Linked DNA regions of Homo sapiens: region 2 is linked to region 1. A link is a loop called in an ENCODE intact Hi-C map of the cell type or tissue named here. Cell type or tissue: CD4-positive, alpha-beta T cell. All regions are shown on one strand. Each heading gives the region's core, and the rest is flanking DNA. Links, peaks and the distances in the headings are about the cores only.

Evidence for each region. Hi-C counts contacts between places; a loop is a spot of excess contacts. Peaks named below come from ENCODE experiments on the same cell type or tissue, not always from the same donor. Only the 100,000 strongest peaks of a DNase experiment are listed, where the experiment ranks them.
Region 2: it touches region 1 in a loop (11-fold over the local background); 10 of 110 quality-filtered maps call a loop at or near these places.

The regions. Positions count from the first base shown.
Region 1 is chr15:44,915,441-44,932,196 of GRCh38, forward strand. It overlaps the pseudogene LOC100420928, the pseudogene LOC100129830 and the pseudogene RNU6-1108P. Among named protein-coding and RNA genes, the nearest start is that of TERB2, 33 kb to the right of the region's middle. In CD4-positive, alpha-beta T cell, for the core only: no CTCF peak of the experiment used is centred there; no DNase peak of the experiment used is centred there.
Region 2 is chr15:44,575,214-44,583,213 of GRCh38, forward strand. All of the region lies in intron 30 of SPG11 (SPG11 vesicle trafficking associated, spatacsin), which reads right to left. Among named protein-coding and RNA genes, the nearest start is that of EIF3J, 42 kb to the left of the region's middle. RefSeq lists a silencer at 7,193-7,364. In CD4-positive, alpha-beta T cell, for the core only: CTCF peaks have their summits at 3,448 (motif pointing right) and 3,652; a DNase peak (open chromatin) is centred at 3,468.

The DNA of each region.
Region 1 (16,756 bases), core at 3,561-11,560:
TGAGAGTAATTTTGATGTCAATTAGTTATCCAAAACAGATATGAGTCATATAAAAAATGCTGCCTAGAATGGAGACAGCTTAAGGACTCTATGACTAAGCAATATTAACTTGATATCAGTTGCTTACTATTTAAATGATTACATTTTATGTGTAACACAAGTGTTTGTGGCTTTTACTAAAATTGAAATCTAATTTAAAAGTAAATATTGTGTGGAAAAAATTCTGATAAAGCTCAAGGATGACTGAATTTAGAACACCATACCATCAAGATCAACAGGATATCCATGCATATTGTTTAATCATTTTTAATAAAAAATAAATTCACAGTTAATAAATTAACTATGAATCCAACCATATAAAATTGACTAGTATCTTTAAAGATATTTTAATCATGGTCATTTACTTTAGGAGCTCCTGAAGCACTATACTCTATGAGTTCATAATCTTTGCCTAATGGCTATGTATCTGTGTAAAATAAGCTAGTGCAGAAAACTATCACTATTAGTGTTTAGTTAATTGCACATATACACTGTGTGAAACCTCTGAAGATGTGTGAGGATAGGAATTTAAAAATTACTACATTAGTAAAAAATATTCCTGTAAGTATAAGAAGGATAGGACATTTATGGCATCAGAAATAAATTATTGTAGCATTTTTGAATAGTTAAGGACTTTAGGATGAAATGGACAGAAACCTAATTTAAACTAACTTAAACAAAAGGGGAGTTTACTGGAAGGACATTGCCGTATCATCCGAGCTGTGAGGAAGGCAGGCATATTGCTGGGACTCAGAGTTAATTAGAACCAGCTATGATCGCTCTCACCAGTCTGAAGTTTTTAGGGTTTTTTTTCGTGTGTGTGTGTGTGTGTTTTGACAGGGTCTTATTTTGTTGCCCATGCTGGAGTGCAGTGGCACTATCACACCTCACTGCAGCCTTGGTCTCAAGTTTTTCTCTATGTATTAGCCTCATTTTCCTTTTTGGAGGCAAGTTGGCTTTCTTTTCATGGTAGAAAATACGGCCAATGACAGCTCCTAAGTTTTACATCTTAGAGTTTTGATCACCTAAATGAGAATGACTTGATTTGCTATGTTCCACATCTAAAAATCCAGAAGAAGATCTGCAATTAGCCCAGTTCAAATCAGGCATTCACTCTCAAAGCAAATGTTGAGCATGGGGAGCAAGCTCATGTTTAAAAAAATGTCTGTTCCTGTGTTATCCAGATAAATTGGGAGGGAGAAGGGAATTCCTAAGAAAGGCACTCCTGGTGGACAATCCCACATGCATCTGTGATAGCCAGCCACCCAGTGGCCCCAACTGATCCCCACCTCCTGATATTCACAGTCCACTACGATTTTGTACTTGGTTTGATCTGTATAACCAATATGACAGAAGTGATGCAATGTCACTTCTGAGAGTCGGATGTAAAAAAGACTATGGCTTTTCTTCTTGGGCATGCTCTTTCTTATTCTTGGATTTTTCACTCTGAGGGAAGCAAACTACCTACCATGCTGTGGATGGTCCTTATGGAGAGGCCCATTTGGTGAAGAGTTGAAGCCTTTGGCCAAAATCCAGCAAAGACCCAACATCTGCCAATAACCACTTGAATGAGGTTTGAAGTGGATTTTCCAGTCCCAGTTGTGCCTTGGAATGACTGCACTCCAGCTGACAACTTGACTGCAACCTTACAAAAGGCTATGAGACAGAAGTACCCAGCTAGGATACTCCTGGATTTCTGACCTTAGAAACTGAAATAATAAATGTTCACTGGGTCAGGTGCAGTGGCTCGTACCTGGAATCCCAGCACCTTGGGAGGCCAAGGCAGGAGGATTGCTTGAGCCCAGGAGTTTGAGCCCAGCTTGGGCAACACAGTGAGACCTCATCTCTATAATAAATAAATAAACAAATGTTCATTGTTTTAAGCTGCTAAGTTTCAGAGCACTTTGATTTACATCAATAACTAGTACAGCATCTATTATAGATTTCCAAACTTTTAATTATCAGAACCTTTTGATTTGAAAATTGTTGCCAGCAAAGTATTTATAATTATTAGTAATTGCTTTCTTACTCTTATTAATCACATATGTAAATGTCAATCAGAACTTCTTATCATGGGTGATAATAAGTGATATTAGTCTGAGGGAATTTAATTCCAGTCATAAGCTGAAAACAAAACAAAAAATCTTTTGATGTTTTAGGGGATATCTGGCAATGTCTAGGAACATTTTTGGTTGTCACAACTGGGGGAGAGATGGGTAATGCTATTGGTATCTAGTGGGCAGAGGCCAGGGTAAATATTCTTTTTTTTTTTTTTTTTGAGATGGAGTCTGGCTCTGTTGCCCAGGCTGGAGTGCAGTGGCGCGATCTCCGCTCACTGCAAGCTCCGCCTTCTGGGTTCACACCATTCTCCTGCCTCAGCCTCCCAAGTAGCTGGGACTACAGGCACCTGCCACCACGCCCGGCTAATTTTTTTTTGTATTTTTAGTAGAGACGGGGTTTCACTGTGTTAGCCAGGATGGTCTCCATCTCCTGACCTCGTGATCTGCCCGCCTCGGCCTCCCAAAGTGCTGGGATTACAGGCGTGAGCCACTGCGCCCGGCCAGGCCAGGGTAAATATTCTATAATGCACAGGACTGACACTCACCTACCCTCGCCCTAACGAAGAATTATCTGGCCTAAAATGCCAGTAGTGCCAAAACTAAGAAACCCTGTTCTAGGCTATTGCCCCAACGTGTACTTTCTATAACTAAAGACCACAATTAATTCTATTTTCAGAAATTTAATAGTCAATGAGTTGAACCTAACCCATCCTGAGGAAGAGATAGTCAAGTTTTAGTCACAAAAATTGATACCACAGCCTAAATTAGAACTCTTAGTCACTAAATGTTTAATTAACACAAGCTGATTTTTTCCAACAAGAAGTTATTCCTTCCTGTGCAAGCAGATGGGCATGATAAAAAAGAGAAGTACTTGTTATTTCACATCAAAATTAAAAACAAATACATTATCTCTAAAAATGAAGATTTCTTCCAAGAAATTGCTATTATTTAATGCAGAAATATGAAAAAGGAAATTTATTCAATTGAGAAAATAAAAAGATTAAAAATTTTTACTTTAGTTCTACCAATAAAATTCACAACAGAGTATTGCCACAGGTTGAAATTATACTTTTAAAATTCTGACTAATTTTTTAAGTTTTTTAAAATTTGTTTTTGTGTTACACTGTTATGTCTTTGTGAAAAATCAGACTGTTTCTTTATCCAGCAATAATACATAAAACAGCACTGTTACATGTCCAAATGTAGGCATATGTCCTTATCTATGGCTGATTTTAATATTTATCATTGCTCTTCTTTTTTTTTTTTTGAGACGAAGTTTCGCTCTGTCGCCCAGGTTGGAGTGCAGTGGCGCGATCTTGGCTCACTGCAACCTCCGCCTCCTGGGGTCACGCCTTCTCCTGCCTCAGCCTCCCGAGTAGCTGGGACTACAGGCGTCCGCAACCACGCCCGGATAATTTTTTGTATTTTTAGTAGAGGCGGGGTTTCACCGTGTTAGCCAGGATAGTCTCGATCTCCTGACCTCGTGATCTGCCCGCCTCGGCCTCCCAAAGTGCTGGGATTACAGGCGTGAGCCACCGCGCCCAGCCGGAATACTTTCATTTATTAACAAATGATATGACTAGGCACCCTGAAGAGCCAAGATGATCGATTAAAATATTCTTAGAATGTTAAGGAATTCCAAATGGGTAGATATAAGACCAATACTCTCAATTCAATAACTCAGAGTGGCTGCTTTCGCTCGCAAAGTGGAGGTATCTTCAAGGAAATCGGAACCCGTGGTGATCCCTGGCAACCCGATCTGTTTTTGGCTGTTTCTAAACATTAAGGAATGGAAACTCCATGGCGGCCCTAAGTAGCCTGGTTTCAGGCTCTCATGGATGCACTGATAGAAGGTGATACCTGTATGCTAAATTATGAGAAAACCACAGCAACTCCAATTTCAACATATTGAGGAGATGCTTCTGTTGCTTCCCAATTTGCCCATATGAAGACATCAAAAAAGGACTTAAGGATTCAGAGAAAGAGAAATCTTATGATAAAGAAAAGAATTAGATTTTTGGAAGAAAAGCTTATAGGAGCTCAATTAGATGAAGAAACAAGTTTTGTGGAATAGCAACAAGTAAATAAGGCCTATTATGCATATTGAAAGATTTGTGGCCCGGCGCGGTGGCTCACACCTGTAATCCCAGCACTTTAGGAGGCTGAGGCGGGCGGATCACAAGATCAGGAGATCGAGACCATCCTGGCTAACACAGTGATACCCCATCTCTACTAAAAACATAAAAAATTAGCCGGCATGGTGGCAGGCGCCTGTAGTCCCAGCTACTCGGGAGGCTGAGGCAGGAGGATGGCGTGAACCCGGAAGGCGGAGCTTGTAGTGAGCCGAGATTGCCCACTGCACTCCAGCCTGGGTGACAGGGTGAGACTCTGTCTCAAAAAAAAAAAAAAAAAAGAAAGAAAGATTTGCATTGATAGACATGATTTAAAGAGCAAATTGGATAAAATGAGTAAACACAACTCTGAATCTTTAAAAGTATTGAATAAACAGATGCAATCTAAAGAAGTAGAACTCTAGCTAAGGACAGAGGTGGAAACTCAGCTGGTGATGAGGAATTTCAATCCACCTTCATCAAACTGGGAGGTGGAAATGTTAAGCTGTAACCTGAAGATCCAAGGTTTGGAACAAGAGCTGATGAGGAAAGAATATAACGATCTCAAAATAGAACTACTCAAAAACCAAACAAACCTATCTGTATGAGGAAGACAATCTTGAAGAGCAGAGATCTCTGAAGAGTAAGAACTTCAAGTGATAATACACAGAATGTATACTGGCAACTGAAGAGATAAATGTCTAATTTATATCTGGTGACTCAAGTGCTAGCTGAACTATTAAGAAAACTGGAAACCCCAACTGCAATCAAGAAAGCCTGCACCTCAGTAAGATGCATTGAAGACCCTTGGAAAGACAGCACAAAACTGCACATGATGAATTTTACTGCAACATACACAAGACATCCCCTTCCCTGACCAAATGGCAAAGTTCTTTTTTATACTACATCTTCCCCTTTACCAGGAGATATAAAGGTTTTATCAGAGAAAGCAGTCCTCCAATCACGGACAGATAATGAGAGAGCCATTCCTAATGAGGGCACACACTCTTATGGCAGAAATTCTCTGGAAGATCATTTTGAGTATTCCCAATCCCTCCTGACTCAAGTGAGACAGCATTTAGGAAAATTAAAAGTAAAATTTTGCCTTTTAACAAATGTGCCACTACTGCATTACTTGGATCAACATAGTCAAAATTTCCTTTATAAGACTTAACTCTGAAGAGATTCATCATTTGATCAAAAGGACACTGTCTCTCAGTGGTTCTCTCAAGAAATTCTTAACAAACTAAACGTAGATTTTGATTAAAATTTTGTAGAGTTCTTTAGTATATGCATTTGAACATACTGTATGATATTATGTAGTTTATTTCCAGTATGAAAGAATACCCTCCAGCTCCATATTCTAAGAAACAGATATATGCTACTAATTTTTTTTTTTTTTGATACATGGCCTCACTCTTTCACCTTGGTTGAAGCACAGTGGAATGACCATAGATAGCTCACTGCAAACCTCAACTCCTGGGCTTAAGCAATCCTCCTGCCCCAGCCTCCCAAGTAGCTAGGACTACAGGAGTACACCATTACATCCAGTTAATTTTTTTTTTAATCTTTTGTATAGACTGGGTCTCTCTATATTGCTCCGACTGGTCTCGAACTCCTGGCCCCAAGCTATCCTCATGCCTCAGCCTTCCAAAGTGCTGGGATGACAGGTGTGAGCCACCATGCCTGGCCTGCTACCATACTAATTAATAAATACCTTGGGCCCAGAAGTTCAAGACCAGCCTCAGCAACATAGTGAGATGCCATCTTGACAAAAAATAATTTAATTAGGCTGGGTGAATTGGGGCACACCTGTAATCCTAGCACTTTGGGAGGCCTAGGAGGGTGGATTGCTTGAGGCCAGGAGTTTGAGACCAGCCTGGCCAACATGGCAAAAACATGTTTCCATTAAAAATACCAAAAAAAGTTGTCCAGGCGTGGTGGTACACACCTGTAGTCCCAGCTACTCAGGAGGCTGAGGCACAAAAATTGTTTGAACCCAGGAGGTAGAAGTTGAGAGGTTACGGTGAGCCAAGATTGTGCCACTGTACTCCAGCCTGGGTGACAGAGCGAGACCCTGTATCAAAAAAAAAATTTTTTTTTTTTTTGTTAATTAGCCAGGCGTGGTGGCCCACATCTGCGGTCCTAGCTACTCAGCAGGCTGAGGTGGGAGGATTGCTTGAGCCCGGGAGTTCCAGGTTGCAGTGAGCATATGATCATGCTACCTCACTGCAGCTTGGGTGACACAGCAAGATCCTGTCTCTCTCTCTCTCTCTCTCTCACACACACACACACACACACACACACACACAAATTAAGTAAATAAATAAATAAACATAAGGTGTTTAAGAAAGAAGAAAAACGCCTCTTTATACCATAATTTCCACATCTGAGAATTTACATGAAGAAAACTATCAAAAAAGTAGAGCAAGATTTACTTTTAAAAAGATGTTCATGGAGGTGTCATAAAAGTAATAAATTCTAGGCCAGGTGTGGTGGCTCATGCCTGTAATCCTAGTGGCATTTTGGGAGGCTGAGGAGGGAGGATCTCTCGCTTCAACCTGGGAGGTTGAGGCTGCAGTGAACTGAAATAACGTCACTGCACCCAGCCCTGGGGGTCAGAGTGAGCTTTTGTCTCAAAAAAAAAAAAAAAAAAGGTTAAACAAACAAAATGAAATGCCATATGCTGCCAGTACACATCATAATATCAAATAAGATTTTTCGGCCAGCCACAGGTGGTTTATGCCTGTAATCCCGCCACTTTGGGAGGCTGAAGCAGGTAGATCACTTGAGGCCAGGAATTTGAGACCAGCCTGGAAAACACGGCCAAACCCCATCTCTACTAAAAATACAAACAATTAGCTGGTGTGGTGGGGTGGCATAGTCCCAGCTGCTCGAGAGGCCGAGGCATGAGAATTGGTTGAACCCGGGAGGCAGAGGTTGCAGTGAGCCGAGATCACGCCACTGCACTCCAGCCTGGGCAACAGACTAAGATTCTGTCTCAATTAAAAACAAAAAACGAAGGTTATCACTGGGAGAGGATTTGGGAGAAATTAGGATTTTATACTAATTCTGTACTGCCTGATTTTTCATACATCAAGTTTGTATGATGTAAAAAAAATCAACGTCCCTAGTACTATGCTAACAAATGCTTCAGCAGGTAAATTGAGGGTATATTTTATCTGTGTTCACACTGCACCCTCTGGTGTTTCCACAGAGAAAAGGCTCTAAGTAGACACCTACCTAGGGTTTATTCATATCCTTTGTCCATTTCTGTTGTTTTTGGATTGGACATATTTTTCCCAGATTTCTAATACCTCTTTGTATATTAAGGAAATTAGCCCTTATGGGAGAAAAACTTGAAAAAATTATATAAATTACATCATTACTTTTTATTTTGAAGAAAGATAACTACTATTTGATCATTTATATTACAGCAGCTAAATACCAGACTGTAGGGTACCCCAGTCCCATCCTCCCCTCCCCTGATTCCACTCCTGGCTTGCTTTCTGTGTCCTGACCAAAAATCACAGAGGGCTTTGACTGCTCTGTGAGACAGCCCAGTGCAGGGTTTTCCCATCAGGCTTGAACTCAAACCAGGACCTTAAACATTTCCAGGCACTGATAAAGGTATCTAGGTTGCTGCTCAAAACACTGAATGAAATTGGCCTCAGCCCTGAGCCAGATTCCTTAAACCCTCATATAAACTCCATACCCAGACCCCCTCACTGTGGATATACCTAGGTAGAACACCCCTTATATCTTGTCCATTGCAAGGATTGGTGTGATACTCTGCAAGTTCCCTCAATAGATGCTTTAGACTGATTACTCTAGCTAGTGGTTCTTTCTTTAGAATCCCAACTGGCCCCAACTTGGGACAGTTTGGGGCACTCCGTGGTGGGGATTCCCCTGCCTCCACTTTTAGGTTGACTCCGGCCACAGGTTTGGAGGGATAAAACAGACTTCTGAAGAACCAATGTTCCCTATGAATATTTGAAAACCAACTGAATTGGAAAATATGGAACTAGGGCTAGATCATGTATAACTAGGACCTGCAATGAAAAGGCCTCTCATAAACTGGTCCTAATATAACGGCAAGGCCATGTTTGTTTGTCTTTTTAAGTTAATTTCTTGTTTTTCTTTGAGACAGAGTATTGTTCTGTCACCCAGGCTAGAGTGCAGTGGCGTGATCACGGCTCACTGCGGTCTCAACCTCCTGGGCTCAAGTGATCCTCCCACCTCAGCCTCCAAATAGCTGGGACTACAGGTATGTGCCACTATGCCCAGCTAGTATTTTAAATTTTTTATAGAGATGGGGTATCCCTATGCTGCCCAGACTGGTCTCAAATTCCTGGGCTCAAGCGGTCATCCAGCTTCAGCCTCCCTAAGTGCTGAGATTACAAGCATGTGCTACAATGCCCAGGCTAAATTTAATTTCTTAAACCAATGTAATATATTACAAGCAATTTGGAAAGAAGAGGGGAAATCACTCATCACTTTTCATCCTAATAAAATTACTGCTAATATGTAGTGTATTTCCTTCCAAGTAAAAAATATATTTTAAGATTATTTTGTAGTTCATAAGCATGATGATTGGGTTTTCACACACAGATACATATAATTTTTAAATAATGTATTAACTGTTATCATAACATACATAAAATCCTTGTCTCCTTTCTGCAGAGACAGTATAGTGTGCTATACTATGAGATAGTATAGTATTCTACATAGTAAATACCTGGTATAGTATTTAATGACTACCATTTAAATAATGGGCTCTGACTCATTGAAATCCTGCTTCTCCCCTACTTAACAAAGTTTATATGACTTTGGGGAAATTGCTTATCTTTCTAATCATAGATCTCTTTTTTTGTATAATGGGAATGACTTATAACGCTATCTATCTCATAGGAAAACTGAAAATTAAATGAGATAAGCACAAAATCAGTGGTCACAGATTTCTACATTGAATTGAATATCAATGAAGTTTATGAATTCAATACCTTTCGGATAATTCTTTTTTGTGCTATGTTGCTAGTTCACTGTTTTCCCTAAGGGTCTTTATTTCATTTGGTGTTACTTCATCATGCTGTGGATAGAAAAATAAATCACATTTAAAAAAATCGTCATACCAGTGATCCAATCAGTAATGTTTTTAAAAAGGAAAAATAAACTGGAAATATATATATCAAAAGCCATAAAAATATTTACACATTTAAGTCCACTCAGTCTAGCTTTGTGGAGAAAATTTACAAAATTTTGTCCACACAAACATGTAATTATACTATATATTTTTGGAGACACATAAAGAAGACCAGAATTTTAAATATACCAGCTGTGGTTATGTCAGATAAGTAAAACTTTGACTGATTTTATTCTCCTTTCAATTATTGAAATTTCCTCTAATGTGGTTATATTACCTTTTAGTCACAAAAATAAGGAAACAAAAAAACTTGCTACTAATTTAAACTTTCTTAAAATCCTTGACTTAAGGATTCCTGCGAGCTACAAATCAAAAATATAAAGTAAGCTGAACAAATTATGTTTCTCCTTCAAAAGGACATTGACGTATTTAGCTGTAAAGATAAAAAATGACTAAATGTATGTTAAGCTTTTTCTAAATATTCTGTGAAAGCAACTTAGATACTGGTACCTATCACATAATCTATTTATTTTATATACCAGTAAGAAGTTTCTTTTTTTAAATTTTTATTTATTTATTTATTTTTTTGAGAGAGAGTCTTGCTCTGTCACCCAGGCTGGAGTACAGTGGCACAATCTCGGCTCACTGCAACCTCCGCCTCCCAAGTTCAAGCAATTCTCCTGCCTCAGCCTCTCGACTAGTTGAGACTACAGGCGCCAGCCACCACATCTGGCTAATTTTTTGTATTTTTAGTAGAGACGGGGTTTTGCCATGTTGCCCAGGCTGGTTTTGAACTCCCAAGCTCAGGCAATCGGCCCACCTCAGCCTCCCAAAGTGCCAGGATTATAGGCGAGAGTCACCGCGCCCAGCCACCATTAAGAAGTTTCTATATTTAAATACAAACTTAAATCCACTCCAAACAATTGTAATGCTCCCCAGATTTACCCTAGTTATTGCCATTCAATGAATACCTTCCACGTATATATTCTATGGTTACATTATTATAATTGGCTAATACTCATATCAACCAATATTTTGAAAGAATTGACAAACTCTTTTATCATGTAATAATATAACTTCTAGAGTCAACGTCCATACAAGCACGTTTTAGTAATTTTTTAGTAGAAAAAACATTGGATTGGGTTAGAGCTGAGAAAATTTGGCTCCACTTTGCCAATGTGTACTAAAATGGGTCATTATATTTTCTTTACCTTAGTTTTCTCATGTATAAAGCTAAATGATGAAATTAATGATCTTTAAACTCTAAAGTTCTGCTAGAGTCAATAATTACCACCAAATAATAACCATTGCATTACTGCTCACGTTCCTGCAAACACTGTGAAAAGTCAAGGATTAGATATTTCAGTCTTTAGTACAACATACTATTACCTCCTAGGCAAAAAGACTGAAAGAACTATTATTTTCAGATGATGATGGCTTGGGAAGAAAAAACAAATTAATGACAGAAATATAAAATATATAAGTTGATAGCCTGATTTTGGACATAATGTAAAGGTTTTCTATATGATATGGCTGTGGGTTTCAAGTTTGAAAAAATAAAAATGAAAGATTTTCTCCCTAACTCTTTATTGTGAAAAATTTCAAACTTACCACAAAGTTAAAGAATAGTACAATAGGCCAGGCACAGTGGCTCACGCCTGTAATCCCAGCACTTTGGGAGGCCAAGGTGGGCAGATCACGAGGTCAGGAGATTGAGACCATCCTGGCCAACATGGTGAAACCCCGTCTCTACTAAAAATACAAAAAGTAGCTGGGTGTGGTGGCGGGTGCCTGTAATCCCAGCTACTTGGGAGGCTGAGGCAGGAGAATCGCTTCAACCCAGGAGGTGGAGGTCGCAGTAAGCTGAGATCCTGCCACTTCACTCCATCCTGGTGACAGAACAAGACTCTGTCTCAAAAAAAAAAAAAAAAAAAAGAATAGTATAATAAATACCATATACCTTTCACCTAGATTCACAAAGTGTTAACATTTCCGACACCTTGAGTGCCTCCTCTCTCTTTTTATTTTTGTGGAACCACTTGAAAACATTTGCAGATATGACATTTCCACTCTCTAATACCTGGCATGTGTTTTCTAAAAATATACATTGTTTTATCTTTACAACACCACTATCACACTTAAGAAAATAAAATGTAATACAGTATCACCCATTATACAGTTCATTGTTAAATTTTCCCAATTGCTCTCCAAATGTCTTTTATACCTCTTTTTTATGTCTCTTAATCTACTATGCTCCTATTGCTTTTTTTGTATTTTATGACATTAACTGATGTTAGAGTCCAAGTCAGTTAATTGTCTTGTGGTATGGTCCATATTCTGGATTTGTCTGAATGTTAACTCATAATTAAATTCGGGTTAAATGTTTTGAACAAGAATACTACACAGATAATATTGTGTATTTATTATATCATATCTGACTGAACATAATGAAAGGTTGCTCCAATATTGATGATGCTGTTTGCTAAGTTAGTTAAATGGTGCCTGCCAGATCGCTCCATTGTAAAGATATGCTGTTTAACTTTGTAACTAATAATCAATCTGTGGGTGATAATTTGAGATCATAGGTTTAGAATCCATTAATGACCTTATCTAAATCAATTATTATATTGAGGGTTTTTAAAATGGTGATTTTTCTATTTTATCTTTCTTTCTATATTTACTAGCTGCTATTTTTGTAAAGGAAAATTTCCCTTCTCCCACCCTTATCTTCCTTATTTTCTTCCTTCTTTCCTTTCTTCCTTCTGTCCTTCCTTTTTTCTTTATGTCTGCTTTTGGAGTATCATATACACGTATGGAATGCTTCACGAATTTGCTTGTCGTCTTTGCACAGGGGCCATGCTAATCTCTGTATTGTTCCAATTTTAGTATGTGTGCTGCCGAAGCAAGCACATGGATTCTTTTTACCTAACATATTATAATCCATTATTGTCATTATTAGTTTCAATGCTCAATTGTTCCCAAATTTGGCTATTACTTAAAGATTCTGAAGTAAGTTAAAAGCATAAGTAAATCTGAGGCAGGATGGCAAAAGCTACAAAACAGCTATTTTTCCAGTATTGTACACTATTTTTTTCTTTTTTTTCGTTAATCAGGCAGCCCCTGAACCAGAATAGGTTCAGACAGACTCTTGTACACATTTATTGAGGGGTGTTATTCAAAACATTGAACAAACAGCATGTCACAGAAATTAACCAATCAGAATCTACACTGGCAGTAAAGAACTGGTAAATACTATGCACCTGTTATTCTCTTCCTATTACTAACAGAAGCAAATTTTCAAGTTTCTTATAGGAATAATTTTATTTATACAAAATAACCTCAATTTTACTAATGTACTACTATAAAACAAAGTCAAACAAAATAATATTCAATAACAGCATGCCCTTTAAATTTCTTAATCTGTGCCGGGCACAGTGGCTCACGCCTGTAATCCCAGCACTTTGGGATTACAGCACTTTGGTCAAGGTGGGGGGATCACTTAAGGCCCGGAGTTCGAGACCAGCCTGGCCAACATGGTGAAACCCCATCTCTACTAAAAATAAAAAAATTAGCCGGGTGTGGTGGCACATGCCCATAATCCCAGCTACTTGGGAGGCTGAGGCAGGAGAATCGCTTGAACCCAGAAGGCAAAGTTTGCAGTGAGCCGAGATCGCGTTGCTACACTCCAGCCCAGGAGACAGAGTGAGACTCCGTCTCAAAATAAATAAATCAATCTCTTAAACTGACTCATTGGTGCTAACATGTCACAAGTAAACATTTTAAAGATAACTTTGCTTTCAGAAAATGTTGAAACTGTAGATTCTAATCAAGTACCTTAATTTACTCTTACCTTTTCTATCAGAAAATGTTGGTCTTGTTCTCAAATAAAACTACCAATTTTTCTTCTTATTTCTGTGGTGAGAAAAACAAATCCAATATTTTTTTTTTGGAATCTTCTGAATTTTGCTTAAAGTCTGAAATTTCTAGGCCAGTGTTATTCTATTTGCAACAAAATCACATAACACACTTGTTAAAATGCAGATTCCTATTGAATCAGATCATTGAGGAGGAGCTCTGGAATTTGCATTTCTAACAAACTCTCCAGATGATTCTAATACACTTTGCTAATCATTGTTGTAGACGTTTCCTGCTAGAATATATCTATATCTATATCTGTATCTCTATATACATTAGATGTATATATATAATTGAGATATGTTCATCCACTCTTATATCTATATTTGTATCTACATATACATTAGATATACATCAATATCTATATCTGTATCATTAGATATACATTAGATGTATATGTATACACATGTAGATATACATCTACATATATATATCTCTATATATAATAATGCATATGTATCTATATAATGCATTAGATATATATTAGATGTATATCTAATGTCTATATAGCTACAGATATTGATACAGATACAGATATATAGATATAGATATAAAAAAGGGGTGGATGAACAATATGTCTAGTAAACATGGTAGTACAGGAATTCTACAATGGTCAGTATGTCAAACAACAATGTCGTCATCCAAACTCAATGATCTCAAAAGTTTTCACAGTAGCCAAAAGGACAAAAAAGGTAATATTACCCTAGACTTTTGCTGTCCAGTATGGCAGCCACTAGCTACATGTAGGTACTGAGCACTGGAAATGTGTGGTTAATCCAAATTGAGAGGTGCTGTAAGTATAAAATAAATACAGGATTTTGAAGACTTAGTATCAAAAAAATGTAGGGTATCTCAGTTTTTATAGATTATATATTGACATGATAATATTTTAGATATATTAGGTTAAATAAAATATATTCCTAAAATTAATTCTACTCACTTAATTATTCAATTAATTTTTTTAGAGAAGGGGGTCTCAGCTTGTTGCCCAGGCTGGAATGCAGTGGCTATTCACAGGCGAGATCATGGTACACTGCAGCCTCAAATTCCTGGGCTCAAGGAATTTTAAAATTCGCATTTTAAAAATGCGAATCAATGGATTTATTATCATAACCAATCTTTAAATATCAGAAGAAAAAATTAGAAAAATAATGAAGGGATTCAAAACTAGCAAAGAATACATTTATTAAACGCTTACCACATCAGATACCTTAATACATTATCTTATTTTAAAAAACAATTTGAAATTATTAAAATAAATAGAGACAGGGTCTCACCATGTTACCCTGTTGCCCAGGCTAGTCTTGAATTCCTGGGCTCAAGAGATCCGCTCCCCTCAGTTTCCCAAAGTGCTGGGATTACAGGCACGCCCTACCGCGCCCGGCCTATTATCTCATTTTATCCTCAAAACAACTTCAGAGAAGTAACTTGCTACAAGATCACAAAAGTAGTAAGCATCAGATCATAGCCTGTGAAGTTAAGATCTGCGTCTGTCTTATTCTCCACTGAATCCCCAGCACCTACCCAGGTTGAAACCTGGCACACAGGAAGAGCTCAATGAATGTATGAATAAACAATACATAAACAAAGTCAGGATATACACCCAAGGCAATCTGATCCAAAGTCCATGCTTTTTCCACTTATGTTAAATAGATACAAAATTCAAAAATATGTGACTGAGAGTAAAATAAGTACAGTTGAATTTGGCTGTTTAACAGAGATTAGCTGGATTTGGCTGTCTGACAGGGATTGGCTGAATGATCTTTGCTAACCTTTTTGCAGGCACGCAGGAGGAAGAATGAAACGACCCAAAGCCACCGAGTTTTTTATTTCGGCATTAGCTACTGCAGGGAGATAGTAGGCATGAAAACCTGTGGCATTATCCTCTATGTAATCAAGACTCTGATATATTCTAGGAGAAAGAAAGGAAATATTTTAGGTTATGAAAGAAACAAGAATGTATTCAAACTTTCAAAAGAATAAATAAATAACTGGAAGTAGGGAGACAATTACATTGAAGCATACATGTATGCTGTCCTTTTCTGGCAAGGAAGGAAAAACATATGGCATAAGATACTACTTTCTGGGGGCCTATATCTGGCACATCTCAGCTTTACAGGGTTGGTTAATGACCATATGAATTAGGAAACTTGATATAAAACGGTCGTGTTCACTGGGCATCAACAGTGGATAGAGCTAGCAGCCTATGGGGCTTATCCATGGTCATTGCTATAAAGAGGGATCAATTAATCCTGAGGTGAAGAGTGCGCATGCAATCAGAGAAACCTTCACATATAGAAAGCAACATATTTTCTATAGATGGAGATAAGAAAAGCATTACAAGAAAAAGGCACGCATGAAGGCACAATAATGGCATTTCGGGTTGACTGGGCTACCGAAGGCATGAGAAAAACTGGGAAATAAACAAGGCAGGCACAGCCACGATCTAAATCTGTAGGAAATCGCGGGGGCAGGAGGAAGTGGGGAAAGGAGGGTGGTAGGGCCCTGATCTGATGTCTGGTTTGTAAACGAAATCTGACAGCCATGCGAAGGGGGATCTCAGGGAACAGATTCAAGGCACAGTAACGGCTTAGGAAGTTACTTTGATAGCCCCGGCCAAAAGGGAATTAATGTGCTACTAAGTTAGTGGCAGTGAGGATGAAGAACAATTACAGGGATCTAATTCATGGTATTCGGCCTCTGACTGATTCATGGCGTAGGGTTGTTATTCAAAGTTTTGGAGAACACAGACCCTAGCGCAGGTATGGCAGGGACTACAGGAACCCGCCACCACGCCCAGCTAATTTTTTGTATTTTTAGTAGAGACGGGGTTTCACCGTGTTTGCCAGGATGGTCTTGATCTCCTGACTTCGTGATCCGCCCGCCTCGGCCTCCCAAAGTGCTGGGGTTACAGGCGTGAGCCACGGCGCCCAGCCTGCAGCAATATTTTTTAAAGGTAATCGTAGTGACCAGGGTATCTGCTAATATTAGAACATTGATTGAGAAGAAATTGAACCCTGAAGATTGAAATGGGGAAACACAGGCAAGCCCCCAGTGAAAGAGTGGACCTCAAACTAAATTTACCGAGTTCTCTCCTCTCCACCCCCTGGTCAAAGCAGCCCTTCAGCACCCAGCTGAGGAGGGTACCTCCCTTTGCCTGAAGAACATGCAATGCCCCCCTGTGAGGTAGTTAACTTGAAAGACACTGCTGAGTCTCACCAGAACCTATTTTAATAACATTATCCCGGCCAGGCGCGGTGGCTCACGCCTGTAATCCCAGCACTTTGGGAGGCCGAGGCGGGTGGATCACGAGGTCAGGAGATCGAGACCATCCTGGCTAACATGGTGAAACCCCCGTCTCTACTAAAAAATACAAAAAATTAGCCGAGCGTGGTGGCGGGCACCTGTAGTTCCAGCTACTTGGGAGGCTGAGGCAGGAGAGTGGCATGAACCTGCGAGTCAGAGCTTGCAGTGAGCCGAGATCGCGC
Region 2 (8,000 bases), core at 1-8,000, 340 kb before region 1:
TTCCAGGAAATCCCACCCTGGGATACTTCAAAGACCTCATATGCTACAAAGATCAAGGCCACCTAATGAGTGCTCTAGAGATCAGCACCAAAGATGCTTGCCAGAGTCTTCTCTATATGTCCTCCCTCCTGTATCAAATAAGTCACCAAGTATAGCTGACTATCTCCATAACATCTCTCCAGTTGTGGCCTTAGTTCCAGCCTTCATCACTCTGCATTCTGAGGAGCTGTTATCTGTCTCCTGCTGCCAGCCCCTCACCCCCAGTCGGTCTCCAACATACTTTTTTTTTTTTTTTTTTTGAGATGGAGTCTTGCTCTGTCACCCAGGCTGGAGTGCAGTGGTGCGATCTCAGCTCACTGCAACCTCTGCCTCCAGGGCTCAATAGATTCTCGTGCCTCAGCCTCTCGAGTAGCTGGGATTACAGGCGTGCACCACCACACCTGGCTAATTTTTGCATTTTTAGTTGAGATGAAGTTTTGCCATGTTGATCAGGCTGGTCTCAAACTCCTGGCCTCAACTGATGCATTTGCCTCGACTTCCAAAAGTGCTGGGATTACAGGCATGGGCCACTGCACCCACCTGCAAATATGCTTTAATTTATAGTAAAATTAAAATCTATTCCTGATTTTTTTTAAAACGAAGCTCTTGGACGGGTGCGGTGGCTCACGCCTATAATCCCAGCACTTTGGGAGGCTGAGGCGGGCGGATCACTTGAGGTCAGGAGTTCGAGACCAGCCTGACCAACATGGAGAAACCCTGTTTCTACTAAAAATTTAAAGTTAGCTGGGTGTGGTGGCGCATGCCTGTAATCCCAGCTACTCAGGAGGCTGAGGCAGGAGAATTGCTTGAACCCGGGAGGCGGAGGTTGCGGTGAGCCGAGATTGTGCCATTGCACTCCAGCCTGGGCAACAAGAATGAAACTCCATCTCAAAAAAAAAAAAAAAAAAAAAAAAAGCTCTTAGCTTAAAATAGGAGAAGATATTAATTTGATAAAGGGTTTCTATTAGGAAAAAAAAGTAAGGAATATTTATATCACACTTTGTAATGGCAAAAACAAAACAGAAAAATTTAAATGTATATCAATAAAGCATTATTCAAGCTTAGTACATCTGTACAGTGGAATACTCTGCAGCCATTAGAAAGAAGGGGGTCAGGCCAGGTGTGGTGGCTCATGCCTGTAACCCCAGCACTTTGGGAGGCTGAGGTGGGCGGATCACAAGGTCAGGAGATCGAGACCATCCTGGCTAACACGGTGAAACCCCGTCTCTACTAAAACTACAAAAAAATTAGCTGGACGTGGTGGCGGGTGCCTGTAGTCCCAGCTACTTGGGAGGCTGAGGCAGGAGAATGGCGTGAACCCGGGAGGTGGAGCTTGCAGTGAGTGGAGATTGCGCCACTGCACTCCAGCCTGGGCGACAGAGCGAGACTCTGTCTCAAAAAAAAAAGAGAAAGAAGGGGGTCTATCTATATGTACTGAGAGGACAAAAATGTAGATCAATATGATGTAATCTCATTTTTTGTAAAAAATAAATATTGTGTTGCTTACAAGTAGAAAATGCATACCAAGCAAGTAAAAGATAGTTATTCTGGGGAATTTTGTGGGAGTAGTGTTGAATTGGCTTTTTTTGTGTGTGATGAAGTCTCACTCTGTCGCCCAGGCTAGAGTGCAGTGGCACCATCTCGGTTCACTGCAACCTCTGCCTCCTGAGTTCAAGCGATTCTCCTGCCTCAGACTCCAGTGTAGCTGGGATTACGGGTGTGCACCACCACGCCCAGCTAATTTTTTGTATTTTTAGTAGATATGAAGTTTCACCATGTTGGCCAGGCTGGTCTTGAACTCCTGACCTCAGGTGATCTGCCCACCTTGGCCTCCCAAAGTGCTGGGATTACAGGCATGAGCCACTGTGCCCAGTCTGAACTGACTTTTTACTTTATGCGTTTCTATGTTATGTGATTTGCTACACTAAGCACAATTTTTATTTTAAAATATTATTAAAAAGTGCTGTAGGCCAGAGGTGGTGGCTCATGCCTGTAATCCCATCATTTTGGAAGGCTAAGGTGGGAGGATCCCTGGAGCCTAGGAGTTTGAGGCCAGCCTGGGCAACACAGTGAGCCCCCACTGCTACAAAAAATTTAAAAATTAGCTGGGGATGGTAGTGTGCACCTGTAGTTCCAGCTACTTAGGAGGCTGAGGCAGGAGGACTGCTTGAGCCCTGGAGGTTGAGTCTGCAGTGAGCCATGTTTGCACCACTGCACTCCAGCCTGGGCAACAGAGTGAGGCCCTATCTCAAAAAAAAAAAAAAAAACAAAACAAAAACTCTTAAAGATAAAAAAATAAAATAAAATAAAATGCAACTCAGACCATGCTATTCCCCTGCTTAAATCCTTCACTGAGAGTTCCAATTCTAGGTAAGTTGGTTATAATAAGCTCAATCTACTGTGTCTTTCCCACTGAATTCAATACAAAACCTGGACATAATACATGTGGCATACAAGGACTCTGGAAAAGTAAAAAGTAGCAGGCAAACTGAAGATGACCAGAATTATCATTATCCCCCCTCTAGCAAGCTCTGGCCTGAATGCAGCGCTGACTAAAACCTAAGAACTAAGGGCTGAGGTGAAGTGTGAGTGCGAGAGTGTGTGAATTCCAGAAGCTCTCTAGTACCAGTTTGAAGAGTGGAAAGGGGAACTCCTAATTCCTGTTCTTCCTTGTCCTGGCTCCCAAGCAAGCCACTGGCAGTGGTGGGAGAGGCTGCAGTGACAGCAGGCAAGAGCTAAGGCTCTCAGAAAGGGGAGCCTTCTTTCCTTTTTTTTTTTTTTTTTTTTTTTGAGACGGAGTCTCGCTCTGTCGCCCAGGCTGGAGTGCATTGGCGTGATCTCGGCTCACTACAAGCTCCACCTCCCGGGTTCACACCATTCTCCTGCCTCAGCCTCCCGAGGAGCTGGGACTATAGGCGCCCGCCACCACGCGTGGCTATTTTTTTTTTTTTTTTTGTATTTTTAGTAGAGATGGGGTTTCACTGTGTTAGCCAGGATGGTCTTGATCTGACCTCATGATCCGCCCACCTCGGCCTCCCAAAGTGCTGGGATTACAGGCGTGAGCCACCGCGCCTGGCCAGAGGAGCCTCCTTTTCTGAGCAGGGGCGCTCTGGTCTCAGGAGGGCGGAGTAGACCCCTGTTGCTTTTGCATTACCCTCCTGTCACCTGGCCCTGGGTGTAGGAATAGTCAGGGTAGTGCAAGACAGAGTGGGGGTAACTAAACCTTCAGCTTTTGGCCAAATAACTGAAAAGAGAAGCCTCAGGGGGAAAAACTAGCTGGGAGAGCCCCAGGAAAGCAACCCAATACATTTTTATGAACTACAGGGCTCACTCCTGGACTACACATGTATGGCCTTGATCCTAAGTAGCACAGATCACTACCAAGGTCACAGATTGACCACTAGGTGGCGTGCACACACAGGACAGATCTGAATACTACCGCAAAGGAAAATGAACTAATGTTAAAACCACAATGCACAGGCAGTGGTTTGGAACTTCAGCTTGAACCTAACCAGGTCAACTGTCTGCTAAAAAATATCAACATCCTTCATAGGATTTAAATAAGATCCACAGTCTCAAATAGTGTATTTTAATAATACACTATTCAAAATGTCCAGATGCAGCCAGTTGTGGCGGCTCATGCCTGTAATCCCAACACTTTGGGAGGCCAAGGTGGGTGGATCACCTGAGGTCAGGAGTTCGAGACCAGCCTGGCCAACATGGCGAAACCCTGTCTCTACTAAAAATACAAAATAATTAGCCAGGTGTGGTGGTGCACACCTGTAATCCCAGCTACTCGGGAGGCTGAGACATGAGAATCTCTTGAACCTGGGAGGCCGAGGTTGCAGTGAGCTGAGATTGCACCACTGCACTCCAGCCTGGGTGACAGAGTGAGACTCCATCTCGAAAAACAAAAACAAGAAAACAAAAAAACCCAAAATGTCCAGATGCAACCCCAGATTACTCAGCATAAGAAAAAGCAGGAAGAGGGGCTGGGCGTGGTGGCTCACGCCTGTAATCTCAGCACTTTGGGAGGCCGAGGTGGGTGGATCACCTGCAGTCAGGCGTTTGAGAGCAGCCTGGCCAACATGGCAAAACCCCATCTCTACTAAAAATACACAAACACACAAAAATAGCTGGGCGTGGTGGCGCCAGTCCCAGCTACTCGGGAGGCTGAGACAGGAGAATTGCTTGAACCCAGGAGGCAGAGGCTGCAGTGAGCCGAGGTCACACCACTGCACTCTAGCATGGGCGATAGAGTGAGACTCCGTCTCAAAAAAAAAAAAAAAAAAAAAAAGAAAAAGCAGGAAGATTTCAACTCACACGAGAAAAGATGAGATGCTAGCTAGCATTAAAATGATGCAAATGTTAAAATCATCTGACAAAGAATTTAAAGCAGCTATAATACAAATGTTCCAATAAGCAATTCTGAATGGTCTTGAGACAAACAGAAAAATGGAAAGTCTCAGCAAAGAAACAGATATGAAGAATAAAATGAAAATTTTAGAACTGAAAAATGCAGTTACGTGCTGTATAACCATGTTTCCATCAACAACGGACTGCATATACAGTGAGGATCCTGTAAGATTATAATAGAGCTGAAAAATTCCTATCACCTAGTGACATCATAGTCATTGTGACATAGCACAATTACTTAATTTTTAAATAAATTTAGTGTAGCCTAAATGTACAGCATTTATAAAGTCTACAGTAATGTAATGTCCTAAGTTTTCACATTTACTTACCACTTAGTGACAACCAGAGCAACTTCTAGTCCTGCAAGCTCCATTAACGTTAAGAGCCCTTTACAAATTGTACCATTTAAAAAAATTTTTTAAATGAAAATCTCCAATTGTTTATTTCCTGAAGCTAAAAAATCTTTATATCATATTTTTTACTGTACCTTTTCTATGTTTAGATATGTCTAGATACACAAATACTTACCATTGTGTTATAATCAACTACAGTACAGTAGCATGCTGTACTGGCTTGTAGCCCAGGATCGGTAGGCTATATATCATGTAGTATAGGTGTGTAGAAGTCTATACCACCTAGGTTTGTATAAGTGTGCTCTAAGATGTTTACACAGTGATGAAATCACCCAACAATGCATTTCTCAGAATGTAACCTCATTGTTAACGCATGGCTGTAACTGAAATTTTAAAATCATAGAAATAAAATTCAGTAACAGAAATTATCCAATCTGAACAACAGAGAGAAAAAAAGTTTAAAAAAAACTGAACTGGCCAGGCACAGAGGCTCACGCCTGTAATCCCAGCACTTTGGGAGGCCGACGCGGGCAGATCACGAGGTCAAGAGATCGAGGCCATCCTGGCCAACATGGTGAAACCTTGTCTGTACTAAAAATACAAAATACAAAATACAAAAATTAGCTGGGTGTGGTGATGCACGCCTGTAGTCCCAGCTACTTGGGAGGCTGAAGCAGGACAATCACTTGAACCTGGGAGGCAGAGGTTGCAGTAAGCCGAGATTGCGCCACTGCACTCCAGCCTGGTGACAAAGCGAGACTCCGTCTCAAAAACAAACAAACAAAAACTGAACAAAACTTCAAGGACTTAAGAGATAATAACAAAAATTATATATTCATGTACTTGAAGTTCCAGAAAGAGAGGAGGTAGGGTATGGTGCTGAGAAAATATTTGACAAAATTATGGCTGATCAGTACCCAAGTGTGGTGAAACACATAAACCTACATATTCAAGAAGCTCAGTAAACCCCAAATAGAATAAAGCCAAAGAAATACATATCCAGTCACAATATAATCAAACTGCTGAAGACCAACAACAGAAAAAAAAACATCGAGAGCAACCAGAGAAATAGGCACTGTTTATATAGATGAACAATGATTCAACTGACTGCAGATTTTTCATCAGACACCATGGAGGCGAAAAGGAAGTGAACAACATTTTCAAGCACTGAAAGAAAATAACTAATTTTCTTATTTATTTTTTGAGACAGGTTCTTACTTTGTTGCCCAGGCTGGAGTGCAGTGGCATGAACATGGCTCACTGCAGCCTTATCCTCCTGGGCTCAAGCGATCCTCGTGCCTTAGCCCCTCAAGTAGCTGGGACTACAGGCATGTGCCAACACACCTGGCTAATTTTTGTATTTTTTGTAGTGACGGGGTTTTGCCATGTTGCCCAGGCTGGTCTTGAACTCCTGAGCTCAACTGATCTGCCTGCCTCAGCCTCCCAAAGTGCTGGAATTACAGGTGTGAGCCACTGCACCTGGCCTGAAAATAACTAATTTTCTATATCCAGCAAAACATCCTTTAGGAATGAAAGTAAAATAGAGACATTCTCAGATGATGAAAAACTGATTATTAAAAAAAAAAAAAAGGCTGGGCGTGGTGGCTCACGCCTGTAATCCCAGCACTTTGGGAGGCCAAGGCGGGTTTATTAAAATATATTTTTTGGCTAAGAGCAAAAACCTCATTGTTTAATGAGGTTTTCAATGTATGCAGAAGTAATAAAAGACAAGTAGGATGTAAAGGGAGAAGAATAAAGTGACCTAAAATGGTGGTAAGATTCCTCCTACATTCCAGCTGAGGTGGTAAAATATTGATTCTAAGTATACTGTGGAAAGTTAAGGATGTACACTGTCATCTCTAAAAAAATAAAATTAAACTATACAAAGATGCAGAGTCAAAATCACAATAAATTAAAATGGAAGACTAAAAAATGTTCAAATAACCCAAAAAGCAGAAGAAAAAGTTTCCCTTGAAAATCACAAAATGCTAAAACTCACCCAAGATAAGAAAGATAACCTGAATAGTCCTGTAATTGTTTAAGAAATTGAATTTGTGGTTTAAAATCTTCCAAAATGGAAATCTCCAGTCTCAGATAGTTTTACTGGTAAATTCTACTAAGCATTTAAGGAAGAAATAACACCAGTTCTACACAATGTTTTCCAGAAAATAAAAGAGGAGGGAGTACTTTCTAACTCATGAAACCAACATTACCTTGATACAAAAACCAAACAGTATAAAAAAAGGCCGGGCACGGTGGCTCAAGCCGGTAATCACAGCACTTTGGGAGACCAAGATGGGCGGATCACTTGAGGTAAGGAGTTCAAGACCAGCCTGGCCAATATAGTGGAACCCCATCTCTACTAAAAATACAAAAAGTAGCCAAGCGTGGTGGTACACGCCTGTAATCCCAGCTATTCGGGAGGCTGAGGCAGGCGAATCACTTGAACCTGAAAGGCAGAGGTTGCAGTGATCTGAGGTTGTGCCACCACACTCTGGCCTGGGCGACAGAGGGAGACTCCATCTCAAAAACAAAAACAGTACAATAAAGAAAATTACAGAATAACATTCCTCATGAACATACATGTAAAAATCTTTAACAAAACAGCAAATTGATTCCAGCAAAAAATCAAAAAGAATAACGCACCAGGCCCAAATTGGATTTATGTAAATGGGGAATTCAAGGCTGGTCCAATATTAAAAAATCAACTAATGTAATCTACTATATTAATAGTCTAACGAAAAAAAAAACCACATGATCAGATTAACAGATACAGCAATAACATGACAAAATTCAAACTGATTTATGATAAAAATTCTCAGCAAACCAGGAACAGAAGGGAACTTTTTCAACATGATAAAGCCTGTCTTCAAAAACCTACAGCTAATACCATACTTAAATGATGAAAGATCAAATAATTTCCCTTTAAGGTCAGTAAAAAGGTACAGATGTCCACTCTCGCCACCCCTATCCAACACAGTACTGAAAGGCCTAGTCAGTGCAATAAAGCAAGAACAAGAAATAAAAGGCATACAGATTGGAAAGGCAGAAATACAACTCTATTTGCAGATGACATGAATGTCTATGTAGAAAATCTTGAGGAATCTACAAGAAATCTCCTAGAATAAGCAAGTTTAACAAAGTCATATAAAGGTAACATAAAAAACAGATTTCTGGCCGGGTGCGGTGGCT